Regions from separate parts of the Homo sapiens genome. Here regions 1, 2, 3 and 5 are each linked to region 4. A link is a loop called in an ENCODE intact Hi-C map of the cell type or tissue named here. Cell type or tissue: heart right ventricle. All regions are shown on one strand.

Region 1 (4,000 bases), 56 kb before region 4:
AGAGTTCTGTGCTCTAGGACCCTGGAGCACTGTCCTTCAGCTGGTGAATGGATAAACAAACTGTGGTACATCTATGCAAGAGAATACTACTCAGAGACACAAAAGGAGGAAATGTGGATAACATGCAACAACGTGGTTGACTCCTCACCCATTATATTGAATGAAAGAAGCCAGATTCAAAGGCTTCAGACTGTACTATTCCATTGATATGACATTCTGGAAAAGGCAAAACTACAGGGACAAAAAAACAGATCAGGGTTGCCAGCAGCTGGGAGAAGAGAGAAAGGATGACTACAAAAGGGCCGCACAAGGGAATTCTAGGGGGTGATAGAACTGTTCTGTATCTCAAAAGGGGTGGCAATTTCACAAGTGTATGTATTTGTCAAAGTCCATAGAACTGTATAATAAAGAAGGGGAATATTATGATATGTAAATTATACCTCAATAAACCTGACTAAAAAATAATACAATACAATACAATAAAAGACTAGGGGCCGGGGACGGTGGCTCACACCTGTAATCCCAGCACCTTGGGAGGCCAAGGTGGGTAGATCACCTGAGGTCAGGAGTTTGAGACCAGCCTGGCCAACACGGTGAAACCCCATTTGTACTTAAAATATATATATACAAAATTAGCCAGTCATGGTGGTGCACACCTGTAATCCCAGCTACCTGGCAGGCTGAGGCAGGAGAATCGCTTGAACCCGGGAGGTGGAGGCTGTAGTAAGCCAAGATAGCACCATTGCACTCCAGCCTGGACAAGAGCGAAACTCCAACTCAAAAAAAAAAAAAAAAAAAAAAGACTAGGGCCATAGTTTGGCTCTCCAAATTAAAGCTAAAGAAGTTGCATTCCATAAAAGTTAAACAACAACTGATTAAACTGTTTTCCTCTATAACCGACCTACTCTAGTTAGACCTTTGGCCCTTACTAACTTTATAACTACCTTTTATAATAGTTACAAGTTATTGATCTAACTATACAACAAGCACTATTCTGTTTCTTTAGGTTTACTGCTTAATTTTCTGTGCCAATGACAGATGTATGTGAAATAAAGAGTGAAAAATTCCCCCTCACGTCCCCAGGCCATACCCACCCCGATCCATTCCACTCTCAAAAGATAACCACTATCGACAGACCTTTCTCAACATATTTACAGACCCGATTTTTCTCTGTAGTATAAATGGGATTATATTACCCTTGCTTTTCCATTGAACACATTGAACACATCAATCCACATAAAACTACCTCTAGCTCTTTAACAGCCACAGAGTGTTGTACAGAATGACAGCCACAATTATGTAGCTGTTCCCAATGAACAAATATTTAAGTTACTTCCAATTGTCTCTAGTTAGGTTTCTCATAGGGGTTTTAATTTAATTCTCACAAAGACCCTATAGAGTGGGCCTATTATAGACAGGTCCTCCAAGGCTTGGAAGGATGCACTAATTCGTTCCTTCAACAAAGACTATTCTGTGCCAGGAACACGACAGCAGACAGGGTCAGACAGAGCCTTGGCCATCAGGTAACTTACTACCGTTCTTCTTCACTGGCTCTAACAAGCAACATCCCCCAGACCAGTGCAAAGCCAGGCTGATGCAAGGGCTCTGGGGAGGCCTTTCAGCCTAGCTGGGGGCAGGGTGGTCATCAGTGGAAACTTCCTGTTTCTGCTCCTTGGTGCTGCCTCACTTCCACCGCCATCAGACTGAGGATACACAGCTAGTCGTCACTGGCTCTGTCCTGGGGGGACTTTGCTCTTGCCAGTGACAGTCTTCCATACGCTCTGAGTTGCTGCTAAATGCCCGTGCACACCAAGCCTCCCAAGTTACAGACCTAGCAGAGCATGAATTATTTTACAAATTCACAAATGTAGCAACCAAGTAAATCCTGCTGCCAGTCTTCCCATCAAGAAGGAAACAGAAAAAGCAGAGGCTGCAAGCTCTAATGCTTACAGGGTTCAGGAAGTTGTACACATAGGAGTGTATGGGGGTTGGGGGGAAGGGGGCTCTCCCATCTGGGTGATGCTGTTCAAGAGAGCAGCGGCTACTCAGCTCCAGCAGATAGCTACCATGTGAAAACGCAGGGTTTTGGAAGTAAAATATATTGTTTTAAAAAAATTACGATGGAAATCTTAAAATTTCCTAATTTTTAAATCCATAGGTTCCACTTCATTTTTTTCCTCGCAATTTCCATGTTAATTAAACCAAGTCATTTGTTGTGCAGAATTCCCACCAGTCTAAATCTTGATGATTGAATTTAACATGTCACTTTCTTCTGCATGAAACTTTATTTTCTCAAATGCAGGTGGCCATTTCTGTTTAAAAGAGATGTCCTATTTGTGAATGTGTGTGTACGTGTGTGTGAGTGTGCACACACATGCACACGTGCACTTTACTTCAGAGAGCTGGCCTGTGGCTGCTCTGAGGAATCAAATGTGTTCCCTTTTCATAAAACCTGCAGCTCCTCCAGAACTAAAACTCGGTATTCAAATATGAGGTCAGGCCGGGCACAGTGGCTCCTGCCTGTAATCCCAGCACTTTGGAGGGCCCAGGCGGGTGGATCACCTGAGGTCAGGAGTTCGAGACCAGCCTGGCTAACATGTTGAAACCCCATCTCTACTAAAAATACAAAAATTAGCCAGACGTGGTGGCAGGCACCTGTAATTCCAGCTACTCGGGAGGCTGAGGCACAAGAATCGCTTGAACCCGGGAGGCGGAGGTTATAGTGAGCAGAGATTGTCACTGCAGTCCAGCCTGGACAACAGAGTGAGACTCCGTCTCAGAAAACAAGAAGTCAGACTCTCCACTGTAACATGGCATTCTGAGGCCATGTGAATCTTTAGAAGAATGGGATCGCAAAGGGACTCCTGGAATTCCAAACAGATCTATCAATAATTGAATGAGGTAGTTTCAGATGGCATGAGCTGCAAAGAAATGAAAAGGGGAAGAGGACAAAGAGCTGATGCTGGTGTGGGTACTGTGGCCTGGGCCATCAGGGAAGGTCTTTCCGAAAAGATGTCATGTGAGCTGGGGCCTGCATGGGTCTGAAAGAGCCAGGCACCAGAAGCTGAGTGAAGGGCAGGGCCCAGGGAACCCTAAGAGGAAAAAGCACTGGCAGTAAACAAAGGGAGTGACAGGAGGGAAATTCGAGAGGGAAACCAGGCCCAGACCACGCAGGCTGTGGAGAGAAGCTGAACATTACTCTAACTGAGATGGGTACCCATCGAGGGACAGGAAACTGGGTAGTGAAAAGATCTGATGTAAGTTTCTAAGGGAGGGTCTCTCTGCTAGCAGGAGGAGGACAGACCCAGATGGCAACAGGAGGCTGGGAAGTCTTTGAGATCAGAGCCGGGGCAAGGCAGGGTGGGGCCGGGGTGGTAGCCCTGACAGCAGAGCAGTGGGTGGTGTGAGGTTTATTCTAGGCACTTGTGACTGTATCGGACAAGAAAGAGAGGGCAGAGGAGGAGGCAAGGATGAAAGCTAGAGGGTGGCAAGGCCCTGGGGGGAGATGATGCTGGGGTCACAGGCTGTGGCCTTGTCCCCAAGTCCTAAGGCATCAAAAACAGACAAGGCCAGGTTTGGTGGGAACTCACTAAGTCAAAAGAAAAGGCCCCTGCAAGTGCCTACACTTCCTCATCTTCCTAACCACGGGGCACACTCATTTGTATCCCAATGAGACACATCCAGTACCTGCACCCTCCAGCTCCCTGTCAGAAGCCACCAGTGGTGGGGCCGCCCTTCACTGCATGTTTACCACTCTTTCCTCAGGGCCCTACGCAGAAGTCTGTCTGCGGTCATGGATCTCTTCCTGGGCCTACAGTAAGGCATCTGTCCTGACAGTAAGGCATCTGTCCTGCCCAGCAAGACCCGCCTTCCAGGCTCCAGTCATCCGCATGCCCCTGAGCAGGCTGGCGGGGGCACTGGGGGCCGAGGCTTCTTGGTATGTGTCTGTGAGTGCCATGGCCGCATTCTTGAGAGCGCACCAACGCATGCCACGGCCCGG
Region 2 (4,000 bases), 140 kb before region 4:
CATGCCTGTAATCCAAGCTGCTAAGGAGTTGAGGCAGGAGAATCACCTGAACCTGGGAGGCAGAGGTTGCAGTGAGCCAAGGTCGCGGCACTGCACTCTGCCTGGGCAACAGAGTGAGACATCGTCTCAAAAAAAAACAAAAAAAATTACCATTAAACATGGAAAGTGTGTGAACGCTTGATAATAATCACTGAAATGCAAATTCCTTGCCAAATCTGCAGATACATCTTTTTGACGCTGACAGCCAGTGTGGGTAAGATTTCAGAGAAACGGGCACTCTCATACAATGCTAGTAGTAGGTGTATAAATTGAGGGCAACTGGAATATGAACCAGAAGTCTATAAAGAATTTAATATCTGATTTACCTCTAGGAATTTATCCTAAGTGATCAACACAATTATTTCTATACACTAATTTTAAACAACAGCACAGAAAAGGGCAAGTACAAAATATCTATCAACACAGGATAAGTTAGTTTATGCTGCATGCATAAAATAGGATATATTTTAAAAGCCACTCAAAATATTTTTGGAAAAAATATTTAAGTTTGAGAATATACTCGCAATAATATATTAAGTGTTTATATTACATTCCAGTATATAGGCATGGTCCCAACTATGAAAAAATAGAAGACGAGGAGGAATTTCACCAAACTGTGAACAGTAGTTAACTCAGGGTGGTGGGATTTTAAGTGCTTTAAATTTACTTTTCTTTTTTTTTTTTCTCGAGACGGAGTCTCGTTCTTGACACTCAGGCTGGAGTGCAATGGCGTGATCTCTGCTCACTGCAACCTTCACCTTCCGGGTTCAAGCAATTCTCCTGCCTCAGCCTCCTGAGTAGCTGGGATTACAGGTGCCCGCCACCACACTCGGCTACTTTTTTTGTATTTTTAGTAGAGATGGGGTTTCACCATGTTGGCCAGGCTGGTTTCGAACTCCTGACCTCAGGTGATAAGCCTGCCTCAGCCTCCCAAAGTGCTGGGATTATCGGCGTGAGCCACCGTGTCTGGCCTTACATTTTCTTTATACTTCTCTATATTATGGTATATTTCTCACAAAAAATGTGGATTGTTGTTATTACTAGAAAACAATGACAAACATAAAAAAGCTTTAATAGAAGCCAATTGAAATTTTTTTTTTTTTTTTTTTGAGTTGGAGTCTCACTCCATCGCCCAGGCTGAAGTGCAGTGGTGCGATCTAGGCTCACTGCAACCTCCAGCTCCCAGGTTCACGTGATTCTCCTGCCTCAGCCTCCTGAGTAGCTGGGATTACAGATGTGAGCCACTGCGCCTGGCTAAGTTTTTTTTTTTTTTTTTTTTTTCATTTTCAGTAGAGACGGGGTTTTGCCATGTTGGCCAGGCTGGTCTTGAACTCCTGGTCTCAAGTGATCTACTCACCTCAGCCTCCCAAAGTGCTGGGATTACAGGCAGGAGCCACCGCGCCTGGCCCTAAACTTACATAATTGATAATTTAACATGAAAAAGCATGCTGGGGAGGGAGGCTTCCTTCAGGCTGTCCTGAAAAGGCACTTGAGTGCCTCCCTCTGGTGCGTCAACCTCGTGGCCATGAGCATACAACTTTGGCAGACCAGGCCCACACAGGAAATTAAACCAAAGTCATGAATACAGAAATGCTTTTCTTCTCAAATGCCATTTGACCTCTTCTATCAAACATTCTGCCGCATCTGGATTTGATCAAAGTTACATAATCGGGGAAGTGGCCTGGAAAACACCTGGAATAAGCAGAATGCAGATCCCCGCCCAGAGGTGGCCATCCACTTGAAGTGTGGGTTAAAGTGGGATGGTCCCGAACATGTCGACAGATGCTGGGAATGTTATGCAAGAGGATGAGGCCTTTGTTAGGAAGGAAAGGGCCTCCCACTGCTTTTTGATTCAACAGGACGTCAGGCGATCCAAGGCAGTCTCTCGACTTTCCTCTCCAGTTCTTGCTCTATTCCACAAATTAATGGCTAAAGCCCAAAGGGAAGTATTGCTCATGCATGCCTCTGGACCGAGACACTGAAGTGTAGCCACAGTCCAACACCAAAACCTTCCAGTCAATTCCCAATCCAGGCTGATGTCAAAATTGACTCACAATGTATAAATGCCAAGTTACTTGCTTCATTTCATAGTGAACTATGCTCGTCAACCTTAAAAATGATCACAGCTTACAAGGCCAAAGTTGCAGAATGTACTTAAATCTTTCTTGCTTAAGACACAAACTTTCCACCGGTCCCTCTGTCAGGAAGCAAGATTCCCCTAAAGAAGGCTGAAGGCTTCATTCAAAAAAAAAAGATGCCCCAACTAGTTCCCTTCTTCTGTTCTTCCAGCAGATCTTTTTGGCTATTGTCTTGGGAAATAAATTTTAGCATCTGCTATTATTCTTAAATTTTTTTAGTGAACATTTTCTGCAGCCTCCTTTCTGAGTCATACTTTAAACAGATTTAAGATCTGGATCTAAGATCTGGATCTTCAAAAGTGCCTCTCACTCCACTTAAAACCATATTGTTATTTTGTCATAATGTTAACAAAAAGGTTTCCACTCACCAACTAAACTCAGAAAAAATCACTAATTAGCTAGTTGAGCACCGAGAACAGTAATACATCTAAAAAATGCCTCAAACCTCTAAAAAGCTCTGGCTCTGTCTATGACAGTATAAAATTATTTGGAAATTTTATAAGAACCAGGCCACAGAATTCACTGGATCTGTGCATGATTAACTTGTTTAGACAGTATTCTAAGAAAATGGTTTGGGTCTTTAAAGTAAAATTGAAAGATCGTTTTATATAAAAATAATCCTTTCTCAAAGCTGTGAGTCACTGATGAAAAATGTTTACAAAAGATTCTCGGACATGGCATATCTGGCCTAGACTTCCAGGGGCTGCTGGTGCTGTGCCAGACGCTGGCGAACAGTCAGGGAAGGGAAATGCCCATGAACCCCAGTACCGGCTACTTCACAGCCCAAGGGGGGACTTGACCTCCAGGAAAAACATCCCCGGGAAGCTTCCCACCTTCCTGCTGGCACTTGTGCCCAACATCATAGTTCCCACTAGAGTGCAAGGCGGCCAGCTATGGAGCATTCATTACTGTTCACACTGTGGGCTCTCCGGAAGGTTCTTGGAGACGGTTCAGTGTGGGGGGGACAGGAGGATGGAGCATGTCAGACGTGACAAACGTTCCCTTTAATTTTGCTCACATTCAATTATTTAAACTTGTGCTGCTTTATTCATATTTCCTTTGTGGGTCCTTCGCTATTATCCTCCAGTTCAAGGAATCTCTGTAATTTAAAAATCTATAAAACAGATCCTTCTAAAAAGAGGCTTCGTGTTTTATTTCATACTCCGTTCCAGCGGATGAGATCATGCTCAGACTATTCTCAAGTTATTTTATAACAGTCTCAAACAACTTTTCAAAATATGAGCTTAGAGGAAAAGTATTATTTCCCACATTTTGAGCTTGATGAAAGTCATTTTATCTATTTCTACATGGTCCTTTATTTTGTAATTTACACCTTCACCCAGAGAAGTTAAAATTATTAAAACACACACACACACAAGCACACACACACACACACACACACACACAGACATACGTTTAACTGAACACAGCCTTTGTGTTATCTTCAAATCCCAAAACACTGTGTCAGCTGCTAGGGTGCAGGGAGGGGCAGGGCAGTGGGGGAAAGACGTAAAGAACCAGCAGTAGCCCCGCTCCTTGGAGAAACACAGCTGCTGAAAACTTACAGACTCAACAGCAAAAGTCTAACGGAAGGCCAGCGCTGTCCTGTGGATGAATTTTTTTTTTTTTAGATAGAGTTTTGCTCTTGTTGCCCGGGTTGGAATGCAATGGTGCATTTACAGAGGATTGCAAAGGAGAACAGTCCTCAAAAGACTTTTTGAAACAGTCCTCAAAAGACTTTTAAAAACTTGTAATATAGCTCTTATTAATGCCTTAAATAACTGTCTCTTTATTCGCACATTAAATAACAAGGTCCAGTGGCA
Region 3 (4,000 bases), 120 kb before region 4:
GAATGTGCTCAGAATTTTGAGCAACTTGGAAAAAATAAGCGATGTATTAATTGAAGATGATTTGGAATGCTCAGACATCAACTTTTAGGGACAAATAAACAATCTCCACCCTCCAAATGCTAGGCTCTGTGAGCCCACTCCACCTAGATGAGCCTTCTCTGGGCCATTCAGCCCCCTGGAATCCCAGAGACAGAAGAGGAGTGAGGTACACAAACTGTGGCAAGAAGGGCAAACAGGTTTCACCCACATCACTAGTGCGATCTGCATATGTGACTCCAAGCAGGCCTTCAGGGTAGAGTCAGAGGTTAAGGAAAGAAAAATAGGTTAGAAAATAAATGAGGCCTGTTTATTTCTCCTGCTTTTTTAAAAAGAAAAACATGGCATTCTAGCAGAAATCCTACTTGATCTAAAGTGAGCTTCACATTTCTTTCTACTCTTTTTTTTTTTTTTTTTTTTTTGAGACCGAGTCTTGCTGTGTCGCCCAGGCTGGAGTGCAGTGGCGCGATCTTGGCTCACTGCAACCTCCCCCTGCCGGGTTCAAGCAATTCTCCTGCCTCAGCCTCCCGAGTAGCTGGGATTACAGGCGTGTACCACCACGCCCGGCTAATTTTTTGTATTTTTAGTAGAAATAGGGTTTCACCATGTTGGCCAGGCTGGTCTCGAAATCCTGACCTCAAATAATCCACCCGTCTCGGCCTCCCAAAGTGTTGGGATTACAGGCTTGAGCCACCGCGCCCGGCCACATTTTTACTCTTATATTCTTAGTTGAAAACAACAGAGAAGTCCAAGTGCCACTCCATCTCTGAAGCACAGATAGCCTTTCTGCTGAAGGCAATGGTCTGGGAGCACCAGTCTCAAATCAGATCAATTTCATACCCACCTAGAAGCTACGAAAGTGAAGACCCATAACCCTTAATTTACTTTTTTTCCATTTATAAAACTAAAGACTACAACAGGAAAGAAAAATAAAATAAAACAGATGTAATTAGAGAAGGAGAGTAGGTAGAAAGAACGCAAAAGTGAAGCCCTCCTGGCCCTGAGCTTCACTTAAGGAAACGAACATGACACCCCAGTACTCTGGGGGACTCCTTGGAAACGCCTTCTTAAATGGGCTCCCCTCCCCTGAAAAGAGAGCGAATTCCTAAGACCTCTTCGTGGTCTGTAGATAAGATGGGGGTGGGGGAGATGGAAAGATCACTTGAAATTCTGTATCCATAAATGGTAGAGTGGTGCTCCTTGTGTACATGATGCTTAATGGAAATCGCATGTTTTCACAAACACGGGTCGATCTTTTTAACACACAGTCCCAATTAACGGTGGAAATTCCACAACGTGGGATCCCAGGGATGTTAAGGCCTGGCGAGTTGGCTTTCTCAAACTTTTTCGGGGGAGCCCGCACTGTGGGGCCCCGGACGCCGCCGTCACCATCCGGCGTGGCTCTACCGGGGCTGGTGCCGGGGCTGGGGGCCACGCTCCGCCGGCGGCGCCTAGGGGCCATCGCGAGAAAGAGAAAGAGACAGAGAGAGAGAAAAAGAGAGAGACAAGAGAAGAGAAAAGAGACAGACACAGAGAGAAAGAAAGAGAGACAGAATATAAGAGAACTGAAGAGAAGAGAAGAGAAGAGGGAAGAAAGAAAAAAAAGACAAGACCCGGGGAGGGCGCAGGCGGGAGCGCGCGGGCGGCGAGGCCTAGGAAGGGCCCAGCAGCAGCGGGAGGGCGCGCGGCTACTCAGCCCAACCCGTGCGGCCCGGGCTTACCTTCCAGATAACAGCTGGAGGACGAGGACAGCCCCTTCTTGGATTTGCAGCCCACCAGCTTCAGGCAGATCTCCAACATTTTCCCGCGCCAGCACGTCGGGGGCCGGAACCCCTCTCCCAGCTCGGTCCGCGGGCCCGGCTCAGGCCCGGCTCGGCCCGCGCGCCCCCCCGGCGCCCCCGGCCCCGCCAGCCGCCCTCACCGCCGCCCCGCGCGCCCGCGCCCGCCCATGGCCGCGGCCGCGTCTCCGCCTGGCCGGGACGCGCCTGTTAACAAAGGGCCCGGAGAGGGCGCCCGCCAGGCCCGCCCCCGCCCCGCCGCCGCCTGCGCCTTAACCCCCTCCTGGCCGCGCCCGTCCGCACCCAGGGGCCCCTGGCGTTCCCGAGGCCGAGCCCGGCCCAAAGCCACCGCCGCTTTCCAAAGCCAACCCGGGCCAATGGCGATCCTCGCAGGGGGAAGGCCGCGCGCGGCCCGCGGAGGTCTTTCTCCGCCTGGAAGCGCCGTCCCAGCCCCGGCGGGGAGGGTGCAGGCCTGCTCCACTCCACTTTAGAAGCCGCGCGCAACTCCACCGCGGCCTGGGGCGTCTCCAACCTGCACCGCTTTTGGCGAGTTTCCCAGTACGCGGTGCCAGGCAAACCCTCTGACCCGAGAACGCTGGTGAAAATGCATATTCCTCTGCAGTTACCAATACTAACTGGTCTCATTTCTACTCAACGCGCGTCCTGTGATTAAGGCTGAGGCAGTGGGTGTCTGGGGAGGAAGTCAGAGCTGGCACCCACAGGACAACCACACGTGCGCACGACACCCCGGTGAGGCCGCACATCCAGACCAGGATATGAGGTCAGGCTGCGAACAGACGGGTGTGAGTTCAGAGTGAGAGGACTTAGTCCCTACAATGAGAATTTTCGGAGGCACGGTCTGGGCCTCTTCTCTGATTCATTTTCTTTAACAGAGAACTTTTCCTCTTCCTTTGGCCGAGTGCCACGGGGTGAGGGTGGGGGGACCATTGTTTAAAATCCATTTCATTCAATTATTTTAAACTCTTGTTTGGACTGACCACAGACAATGTTATAAAGCAGCAACAATCACAGTCGTGTTACTGGCGCACACCCAGAAATCTAGGTCAGAGGGAAACAATAAGGAACTCAATGGCACCAAATAATTCAATAAAATCAGGTAAGTTCCCCTCATGACAGGAAAAGGAATTTATTTCATTTATTTCTTTCATAAATGGTGTTAATCACAAAACTGTAAAGGGGGAAGTTTAGTCCACATCTTCTAGCCATGAAGAGTAAGAGCTGACGTGTATTGTGCTCTTCCTATGTGCCATGTTACCTTCATTAACTGTATTGCATCTGCGTAATGATTCTGTGAGGAAACAGATTATCCCAATTCTTCAGGTTTAAAAACAAACAAACCCCACAGATGCTCAGAGAAGTCAGACACCTTGCCCACAGCTGGAAACAGGCGGAGATGGACTCAACCCAGGTCTGCCTGGCTCCAAGGATCAGGCTCCCGACCAGTGGATGATGCTGACCCTTCACATCAAGAATAAATTCCAAGTGGATTAAAGCATTGGATATCTTTGGTCAAATAACTAGCATTGTCATTATATGTTTCAGAGAAAGCCTTGGTTATGAGACCCTGGCTACTTTCTAGCCTATCCTGTAATGACAAAAACCCGGGTATCTTCAGTACCTCAGGAATGGCTAAGTAACAAGATCTTCACTTGGCTCTGCCAAAAACAGCACATAAAAACTCCAGTTGGACAGGATGTAACCAGTGTATATCACAGGGGTTCTCGGCCAGGATGTCATTAACTTTCCACATGTGTCCTGCCAAATTCTGATCAACATACAACATGTATTTTTACTGCCATTGAATGGACCTACTGCTAGAGTCGTGGTACCAGATCAGGCCTCATGAGCATCCAAGAGGGCACCATCAGGGAAGTTTGCAGCTCCCATCATCTGGAGATGCAGGACTACAGGGCCCCCAGGGGATGGGTGCAGTGACTCTGGATGCTTTCTAGGATCTGGGAAGCGCTGTCATTCTGCTGGACAGCCTGCGTGTGGTGACTGCTAACATGTTTAGTGTTGTCTTGAATCTGTCAACCTCTACACGTAATGCCAAAAATAACACTCAAAAGGGTGCCACCAGTACCAACTAGTGAAAAAATACAGTATCTGTCTGTTTTGTTGCCCTTTTGGAAAGTTCAGGGGCCTTGGATCAGACTATAATAAAG
Region 4 (4,000 bases):
TTCTTATACAAAGAAAGTTCCACTAAGAGATAACTACAGTAACAAATTTATTAAGTGGAATTGGAAGGAACTGTCGCAAGTACTGTTGTTCAAAGTTCCTTGAAGGCCTAAGATGAATGCATGAGGAAAACCATGAGCAGAAATTTTGAAAAGCACTCACCATGTTCCACAAAAACATTGCAGTGTGGACCCCCATGCCTCGATGATTCCTTCTTCCCTGCTCCTTTGATAAAATGCAGGGCAGGCAAGCTTGGCCTTCTTTGGTCCCCAAGTACTTTTCCAGGCTGCTGCCCCATAAAGTAATAATAGGTACCCCTTTCCAGAAGAGGGTTCAAGATCTTCCAGAACGGTCAGCGAGCGTAGAGGGAAATGGCATATACGTGGGATTTCACATTCGCTGCATCTCCACAAGTCAGCAATTGAAGTCAATCACAGAAAGACATCTTCCATAACAAAAGGAAGCACTTTTTTTAGGTTGACACTTGCAAGCAGGAGTTCCAATTATTTTCGCGGTTATCAATTTCATGTAATTGCAATGTTACCCAAAAGTTTCTTGATTTGTTTTAAACGGGCTGAATAACAATTTCTTTTCAAGAAGAAAAACCTAAACAGAAATATTCACAGGGGATGCTGAAAAGGGTCAATAATGCTAGTCATTTCAATTCTCACACATAAAGGAAACGCTGATGGTCTTTGGCTACTCCTCCAGAACTTTTCCTGTGGAAGTCACCAACCCCCTATCTTAGCTTCTTCATCTTCCAACAAATTTCCTGCCGAACTAGTGGCCGCTCTCGCTTCTCTGCTTTGCTCTCCGGAAAAGGACACGGGTCACCCAGATTTCAGCGAGTTTGCCCTCGACTCTGACGAAAAGGAATGCATTGCCAGCAACTTTTAAGTCCGCTTTTTAAAAGGCCTGTGGAACCAATCCAGACTTTTCCTTTGCATTAAAGTTTTTGGCTGAGCTGAGACTAAGGGGGCCGTAGGTGACATTGGAAGAAGTCAGGGCATTAGAGGCTCGCGGGAGCCACCTTGGGGGAAGGGGAGACCCCTTGACAGCAAGGGAGGGATTTGAATGGGAGGCTCCGTGGCCAAAGTTGGGGCCGGGATCCGGAATAAGGGGCGGCTTGGGGCTGAGGGAAGCTGTCGGGGCGCGGCACGGGCAGCTTACTCCGGGGCGACGCTCTTCCACGCCTCAGAAAACGGGGTGTCCCAAGCTGGGGGAAACAGACCACCCGCAGTGTCCCAAAGCCGGGGCGGGGCTGTAAGGGACGAAGGACTCTCGCGGCCCAGACAGCGGAAGGCGGGCCCCGTGTAGAGGAGGCCCGGCCGCCTCAGCTGCCCCAAGCCCGGGGGTCTCTGCCCGAGACACCCCCTCCCCCGGCCCCGGACGCTGACACCACCACCGCCCTCAGGCAGTCACATCTCCCGAGCTCCGCCGAGGGACCCAGCCGCCCCCCGCCGGTAGGGGCCGTGGACAGCGGAGGGGCTCCTCAGCCGCAGGACCCGGGAACCGGCTCCGGCTCCAGCGCTGCTCAGGCACAGACACCAAACCCCGCGGCCGCCATGATGGATTACGAGCCGCTCCACAACGAGGCCAGGCCCCGCCCTCGGCCCCGCCCACGGCGACGTCCGGAGCCCGCCTCGAGGGGACCCGGATGCCCCAAGAGCCGCTTTCCCGGGACACCGCCGCCCCTCCCGGCTCTGGTCCCACTGCCTGCGAAAGCCCGGCCCGGCACGACCTTTTAAATGTGGCTTCTCTGAGCGCAAGGTGAGTGGTAAGGAAGCACCCGCCTCCTCTGTATTGCCATTGGCCTCCGAGAATCCGGGTCAGGCCTCTTTCCTCCGTCCCATTGGCCGGTGGGAGCAGTAGGGTTGGATCTCCCAGCCAACCGTGTTCGGCGCAGTCCGCGGTGCGTGCCGGGAGTTGTGGTCCCATGGCACGCGCCCGAGTCCGCCTGCACCAAGACTCCTGGCCCGGGCCCCGACTTCTGGGGCTCGGCCCCGCCCTCCTGGGACCTGGTAGATTCTTGCCGGCCTAGCGTAGGCCGGACCGCGTCTCCCCGGCGCGAGTAGTGAGACCTGGAAGAGCCAAAGCGAGGGAAAAATTGCGGATTGGATTTTCCTGGAAGCGGAGTCGGATAACCTCCTTCAGTCTCTAAGGGAGAAAATTTGGCTCGCTCCTAGAAACCAAGGTTTTTGATGCCTTTCAAGCCCTTCACCCTCCAAAAAGCATAAATATTAGAACTAGCGGGCCGGGCGCGGTGGCTCACGCCGGTAATCCCAGCACTTTGGGAGGCCGAGACGGGCGGATCACCTGAGGTCGGGAGTTCGAGACCAGCCTGACCAACATGGAGAAACCCCGTCTCTACTAAAAATACAAAATTAGCCAAGCGTGGTGGCACATGCCTGTAATCCCAGCTACTCAGGACGTTGAGGCAGGAGACTCGCTTGAACCCGGGAGGTAGAGGTTGCGGTGAGGCGAGATGGCACCATTGCACTCTAGCCTGGGCAACAAGAGCGAAACTCCGTCTCAAAAAGAAAAAAAAAAAAAAACTAGCGAAGAAATATACAGACATAGGGAAAACATCCGACATGTTGCTAACGAATTCAACTGTTTCTTTGGGCATTAGGAGGCTTACTCATTACAGAAAAGGCATTTGTTGGGTTTGCCAGGCGCTATCAGATGTTTGCCCCAGAACGAACCTTTAACATTATAAACATTTCACAGGTGGACACGTGTTCACATGAAAACATCCTCTATATTAGCCGAGAAAATGCCCAGATGGTTGGGTTTAGCAAGTCGGCAGAACCAATGACCTAGATGTGCCAAAGCCACACCTAACAAATAATCCATGTTCTGCGACTAAAAAGCACCTTGGTCCCTATTATAGGCTCTCCACGCCTCCCCAGAGCGCTGCACCTGACAGGCATCCCATTTCTCCCTTTCCTTCCTTTTCTTTCTTTTCTTTTTCCTTTTCCTTTCCTTTTTTCCTCTTTCTTTCTTTCCTTCCTTTCTCTTTCCTTCTTTCTTTCCTTCTCTTTCCTTCTTTCTTTCCTTTTTTTTTTTTTCAGATGGAGTTTTGCTCTTGTCGCCCAGGCTGCGATGCAGTAACAGGATTTCAGCTCACTGCAACCTTCACCTCCCGGATTCAAGCGATTCTCCTGCCTCAGCCTCCCGAGTAGCTGGGATTACAGGCATACACCATCACACGTGCCTAATTTTTGTATTTTTAGTAGAGACAGGGTTTCACCATGTTGGCCAGGCTGGTCTCGAACTCCTGACCTCAAGCGATCCACCCACCTTGGCCTCCCAAAGTGGTGGGATTACAGGCGTGAGCCACTGCTCCTGGCCCGAGATCCCATTTCTAAGGAGGGATCCACTTATCACAGCTCCTACTTTACACCGAGCACTGTTTACACTTTCCATAAACTGCATTATCTCATGTAATCCTCACTATAGCCCAGTGAGGCATGTAATACTATTCCCCATAATACAGATGGGGAAACAGAGATGTGACTTACCTACCCAAGGTCACTTGGCCAATGTGTGACAGAGTCACAATTTCATCCCAGACTGACCTTGCTCCAAAACCCATGGTTCCCACTGTACCATTCAGTATCAAAAACCTGTTGATCTGAGACCACTGATTTTTCACAAGTTGCTACTGATATCGGAGGAACAGCTGCACGATGAGTGTTGTACATTCAGCTATTATATTAAGTATTTTAGAAATATTTCTGTCGCATTGAAAGATGACACTTATTTTTGATACTGGTTTCAAGAGGAATTAGTTACTTGGAAGGTACGGAATGGAAAACATGAAAAATTGTGCGTAGATTTAGAACTGGAATTTATAAATTCAGATGTGATTTGGTTTAGCTTTGTTCTCTCACAAAATTATCTGGCTGACAATCTTAGTTCTGATCTGTAGTGTCATTCTTCAACTGTGAATGCCCTTGTTCTGCTTTATTTACCCATTATTTATTATTTACTTATTTA
Region 5 (4,000 bases), 150 kb before region 4:
GCACGGCCAGGAGGAAGGAGGGCTAATTTATTTAGCAGTTGCTTAGTACCGTATTTTCAGTTAACACACTTCCAGAAAGGGACATACTGCCTTTTCCCTAATTAGATACCACTCCGGGTGACTGCCCACAGAAATCCACGCAATGACATCCTGTAATTCTTTACCAACTGTGAGATCGTAAGTTAATTAGGCTCTTGGGAAAAATTATTAGAAGTATAATTAAAAGCAGAGTAACACATTATTAGTAAAGCACATTCTGAAAGGCACCCACTTTAGATTCAGTGATATAAGAAACCCACCCCACAAACCACACAGGTCTCCAGCAGGTACCCTTCTCTGGAGTCTCCTCCTTCAGTTGTTCAGAAAACAATGCCACAGCACCATCTACTGAAGTAGCGTTTCCTCAAATGTCAAGTTGTACAACCCGATCTTGGAAGTTTTCAGACAAGCTTTTACTGGTTGAAATCTAGGGTATTTTGCGCTTGGAATCTTCCTTCATTTGACAAATCCTGGTGAAAGTGTGCTGAAATCTAGGCCATTCTCAGTTTGCTGAGCTGGTCAAGGCCCCATTTCTTGGGTCTGGTCTTCAACCCTGTGCAACCCAAGGAGCTGGGGCACCTGCACAGCTCCCCCGTCCCTCCTTCGTTCACCCCCTGGTGGTGTCCCGAGGACTGCTGCGCTGCAATCCTTCTTCCTCCTACTACCTGGACCACCCTATGTCTCAGATGAAGAACTCTGTCCCATTCATTTTCTAATCCAGTGTTGAGCCCAGGAACCGTCAAATAGAAGTGAAGAACTTGATAAATATTTATTCAATTAAGAAAAAGTCCAGGGCCGGGTGTGGTGGCTCATGCCTATAATCCCAGCACTCTGGGAGGCTGAGGTAGGCAGATCACTTGAGGTCAGGAGTTTGAGACCAGCCAGGCCAACACAGCGAAACCCCATCTCTACTAAAAATACAAAAATTAGCTGGGTGTGGTGGCGGGTGCCTGTAATCCCAGCTACTCGTGAGGCTGAGGAAGGAGAATCGCCAATTTGGGGAGGCGGAGGTTGCAGTGAGCTGAGATCATGCCACTGCACTCCAGCCTAGGCAACAGAGTAAGACTCCGTCTCAAAAAAAGAAAAGAAAAAGTCCTATCTGAGAAATATCCAGGGTCCTTAAGGTAACCCCAAACCATGCCCCCACCCCAGTGCCAGTCCTGCCTCAAAGACAGGCACGTGCTGAATAAGAGCATCAGGAAGCCACCTTTGGTTTCTAGGACTAAAGAATGTGATCTTTTCTCTAAAGCAGCCACTTCATACCAGTCAGAAATCATACTTCCCATTTCACTATGCCTTTGGGTGAAGGCATCAGGTCAGTCAAGGAGTCCCTAAAAGGCAGGCATGTGGCTGCACCAGTCTCAATGTGTGCACCTGACTTCTGAGACACATGCACAAACTAAACTCTATTTTTCCCAGAGGTGGATGTTTCAGTTCTTTTCTAACAGCTCTAAAAAGGGGCTGCCTCTCTTGATTTCTGTGCACAGGTCAAGGTAATCAAAGTTCATTTAAAACAAGTGGAAATAATGTAAGTCAACACTAGGGGACACCCTCGCCACAGGGAAAAGCCTGGATCACATTTTGAAGAATGCAAAGGGCTGAAAATGAAAACTTCCTTCCCTTGGCGTCCTAAGGGTTTCAAAGAACTTCAAAAGAAGAAAAAAACCTGCCTGGAAACTACAAACACTATTCATTAGTGGAGAGGGTAAAGTCCCAGTTAACAAGAAAGACCAGACTGTATCTGAGTTGGTCAAAAGCGAGTTTCCTGGATGCCTTTCTAGCGGGGACACTTCCACCTCTGCCTGCAGGAGTCTGGGCAGCTGCAGAATTGGAACCCACTGGGGATGCCCAGGGCACCTGCCTTCCAAATCAGCCAACAAAAATCCACAGAAGAGTCAAATGCATTTTGGTTAAATCTTCTTTCAAAACTCAGAGATCTTTTTTTCCTCCTTAACTCTCGGTAGGAAGTGATCTCCATGCCGCACGAACAGCATGGAAATCCACGGCTTTAAAAGAACCTTGCCATAAAATGAGAAAACCTCTCCAAATGACTAATCTTTTTACACCAAAACCCCTCCATGCTTGTCAGCTCTCACCATATGTGGAAACACACTCGGACTATGAGAATGATTCCACTCCTACAAAGACACAGGAATGATATAAGACGGAAAAGTCAATTCCGTGGCGCCAATGAAGCCCTCGGACAGCAGGCAGGAGGTAGACTTCCAGGCAGATGCATCGCCTAATGCCAGCAGACGCCTTGCCCCACGTACCCTGGGCACCCCCGGCAGTCCCAGCCTACCTTCAAGGTCTTCACGGCCACCGTCAGGCTGTATTTCTTCCACACGCCCTCGTACACCTCCCCGTACTGGCCCCCGCCCAGCTTGTGCTTCATGGTGATGTCCGTGCGTTCCATCTCCCACTTGTCGTAGTTGGGGGACACACCATAGACAGTGGGCTTGTTGCGCTTTGGGGCTGGATAATGGAGCGTGGTGATGAGCCCGTCGGCCACCGTTGAATGATGATGAACCAACTCGGCCAGGGTGTTGAAGCGGCTCTCGGAGGAGACGTAGAGCTGAAGGAAACAGGGAACAGCCTTCAGCCCACAGAGACAGGCAAGCTCAAAGAGCTCACGTGAGCCAGTTTGGCTGAGCCTTAATTCACTACACAGCAAAATCTCACATAAGGAGCTCTCCACACAGGACAGAGTGTTTAGAAGATCACTTCTGCTGTCTTTCTCTACGTGTGCTCTAAGTTACTCGCTCAAGCAAAAAGACACAATAAAAGGCCTCAGGGCCTCTGTACCTGCTGCTGCTCCCTCTGCCTGAAATCTCCCACTCCCTCATCTTCCGTGCCCAGTTCTCGCTTCCCGTTCCAAGGCCAGTTTTAAGGTCCGTGAAGTCTTCCCCAACCACCCAATCTAAAGTCATCACACGGCACGGGTCATCCTACCACCTGTCTTACTTCTCAGCAATGGACCCACTACTAGCTCATAATTTCCTGTTTATCTGCTTAATTACTGTCTGTCTCCACCTAAGAGCATGCAAGCTTCATGAAAGCAGAACCCTAAGCTGTCTTCATTCCAATGTTGAGAACAGGAAATCAACATGTAATAAGTACTCAATAAATAACTGTTGATTAAATTAACACATGGTAGAACTTGGTGGGTAGTTGCTGGTAGGAAAAGCGAAGAATTCATTTAATTTATAATTTAAAGGGGATAAACCTAGAATGAAATAGTGACCAGAAGATGAAAACCACTAAACACATCCAACACGAGGAAGCAAAAGGAAGGATTTACGACACAAGAGCATTCGGTCCCCGTGTGAGAGCTACAGCAGGTGAGGACCTAGGGTCAAACCCTGCATGTAGAGTTTGCATCTGGACACAACAGAGCTGGAGAGGAAGGAGAAGGAGCAGGCTGGCAGAAAGCAACAATGCAGTGGGTGCCAGCTACCTGTTTTCTTCTCTTTTCATTGGTGTGGCAAGGGAATACTTCCTTACCAAAAACAATTCCACATGAAAAATCCACATAAAACATCTGGACTCCAGGCACATAACTGAATCTACTGGCTTGCTCAGGGTAGCCAACCATCACTGAAGGTGGAAAGAAGACTTAAAATCATGACTAGGCATTCAGAAGACTTGCCCAAACTGCAAAGATGTGGGAAGAAGGAGCAGATTTGGGACAGTGGTGATGCTTGGGACGAGAGGGAGAAAAGGGAACAGGATCAGGCTTCAGCTATAACTGTAATATCTTATTACTTAAAAAAAAAGAAAAGGGAAGAAAAAGCCTGAAATACACACAGCAAGGCCAAGGCCTTTGGCTGTGGGTTATGTCAGGCACCATTACTATACGTCTGTAATAGTAAATAAGAAAAATGTTTTTAAAAGAAGGTAGCAAAGAAATATACAAGTTAGTCCCATTGACAACTCTCAAGAAGGTAAAAAGGATTCGTCA

What was found. Peaks named below come from ENCODE experiments on the same cell type or tissue, not always from the same donor. Only the 100,000 strongest peaks of a DNase experiment are listed, where the experiment ranks them.
Region 1: it touches region 4 in a loop (2.1-fold over the local background); 61 of 110 quality-filtered maps call a loop at or near these places.
Region 2: a loop joins it to region 4, with 4 times the contacts of the local background. A loop is called at or near these places in 29 of 110 quality-filtered maps.
Region 3: it touches region 4 in a loop (2.9-fold over the local background); 26 of 110 quality-filtered maps call a loop at or near these places.
Region 5: it touches region 4 in a loop (5-fold over the local background); 106 of 110 quality-filtered maps call a loop at or near these places.

The regions. Positions count from the first base shown.
Region 1 is chr9:130,766,131-130,770,130 of GRCh38, reverse strand. It overlaps a transcript of ABL1 not described here. Among named protein-coding and RNA genes, the nearest start is that of ABL1, 67 kb to the left of the region's middle. RefSeq lists enhancers at 1,273-2,077, 2,078-2,883, 3,118-3,167, 3,178-3,237, 3,448-3,507 and 1 more. In heart right ventricle, no CTCF peak of the experiment used is centred here; a DNase peak (open chromatin) is centred at 1,710; H3K27ac peaks cover 234 bases.
Region 2 is chr9:130,845,666-130,849,665 of GRCh38, reverse strand. The region is part of intron 1 of ABL1 (ABL proto-oncogene 1, non-receptor tyrosine kinase); the gene reads right to left. Among named protein-coding and RNA genes, the nearest start is that of ABL1, 12 kb to the right of the region's middle. RefSeq lists a silencer at 1,710-2,004 and an enhancer at 1,596-2,218. In heart right ventricle, a CTCF peak has its summit at 1,544 (motif pointing left); DNase peaks (open chromatin) are centred at 1,855, 3,055 and 3,665; H3K4me3 peaks cover 1,273 bases; H3K27ac peaks cover 4,000 bases.
Region 3 is chr9:130,833,283-130,837,282 of GRCh38, reverse strand. It overlaps ABL1 (ABL proto-oncogene 1, non-receptor tyrosine kinase), which reads right to left and starts at 2,029. Exons shown (of 11, transcript NM_005157.6): 1 at 1,758-2,029. The coding sequence starts at 1,836. LOC124902287 (a long non-coding RNA gene) reads left to right here and starts at 2,455. Exons shown (of 2, transcript XR_007061822.1): 1 at 2,455-2,564; 2 at 2,818-4,000. RefSeq lists silencers at 1,456-1,505, 1,976-2,285 and enhancers at 1,922-2,447, 2,686-2,735, 2,756-2,805, 2,448-2,974. In heart right ventricle, no CTCF peak of the experiment used is centred here; DNase peaks (open chromatin) are centred at 1,772, 2,192, 2,232 and 2,402; H3K4me3 peaks cover 3,646 bases; H3K27ac peaks cover 4,000 bases.
Region 4 is chr9:130,710,616-130,714,615 of GRCh38, reverse strand. LOC128092248 reads right to left here and starts at 990. Exons shown (of 1, transcript NM_001414901.1): 1 at 892-990. The coding sequence starts at 990. The coding sequence ends at 892. It also overlaps a transcript of ABL1 not described here. RefSeq lists a silencer at 1,266-1,905 and an enhancer at 1,543-2,219. In heart right ventricle, no CTCF peak of the experiment used is centred here; DNase peaks (open chromatin) are centred at 965 and 1,855; H3K4me3 peaks cover 2,370 bases; H3K27ac peaks cover 2,475 bases.
Region 5 is chr9:130,861,377-130,865,376 of GRCh38, reverse strand. It overlaps ABL1 (ABL proto-oncogene 1, non-receptor tyrosine kinase), which reads right to left. Exons shown (of 11, transcript NM_005157.6): 4 at 2,342-2,614. Among named protein-coding and RNA genes, the nearest start is that of ABL1, 28 kb to the right of the region's middle. RefSeq lists enhancers at 1,889-2,389, 2,390-2,890, 3,952-4,000. In heart right ventricle, CTCF peaks have their summits at 1,386 and 1,586 (motif pointing right); no DNase peak of the experiment used is centred here; H3K4me3 peaks cover 79 bases; H3K27ac peaks cover 1,201 bases.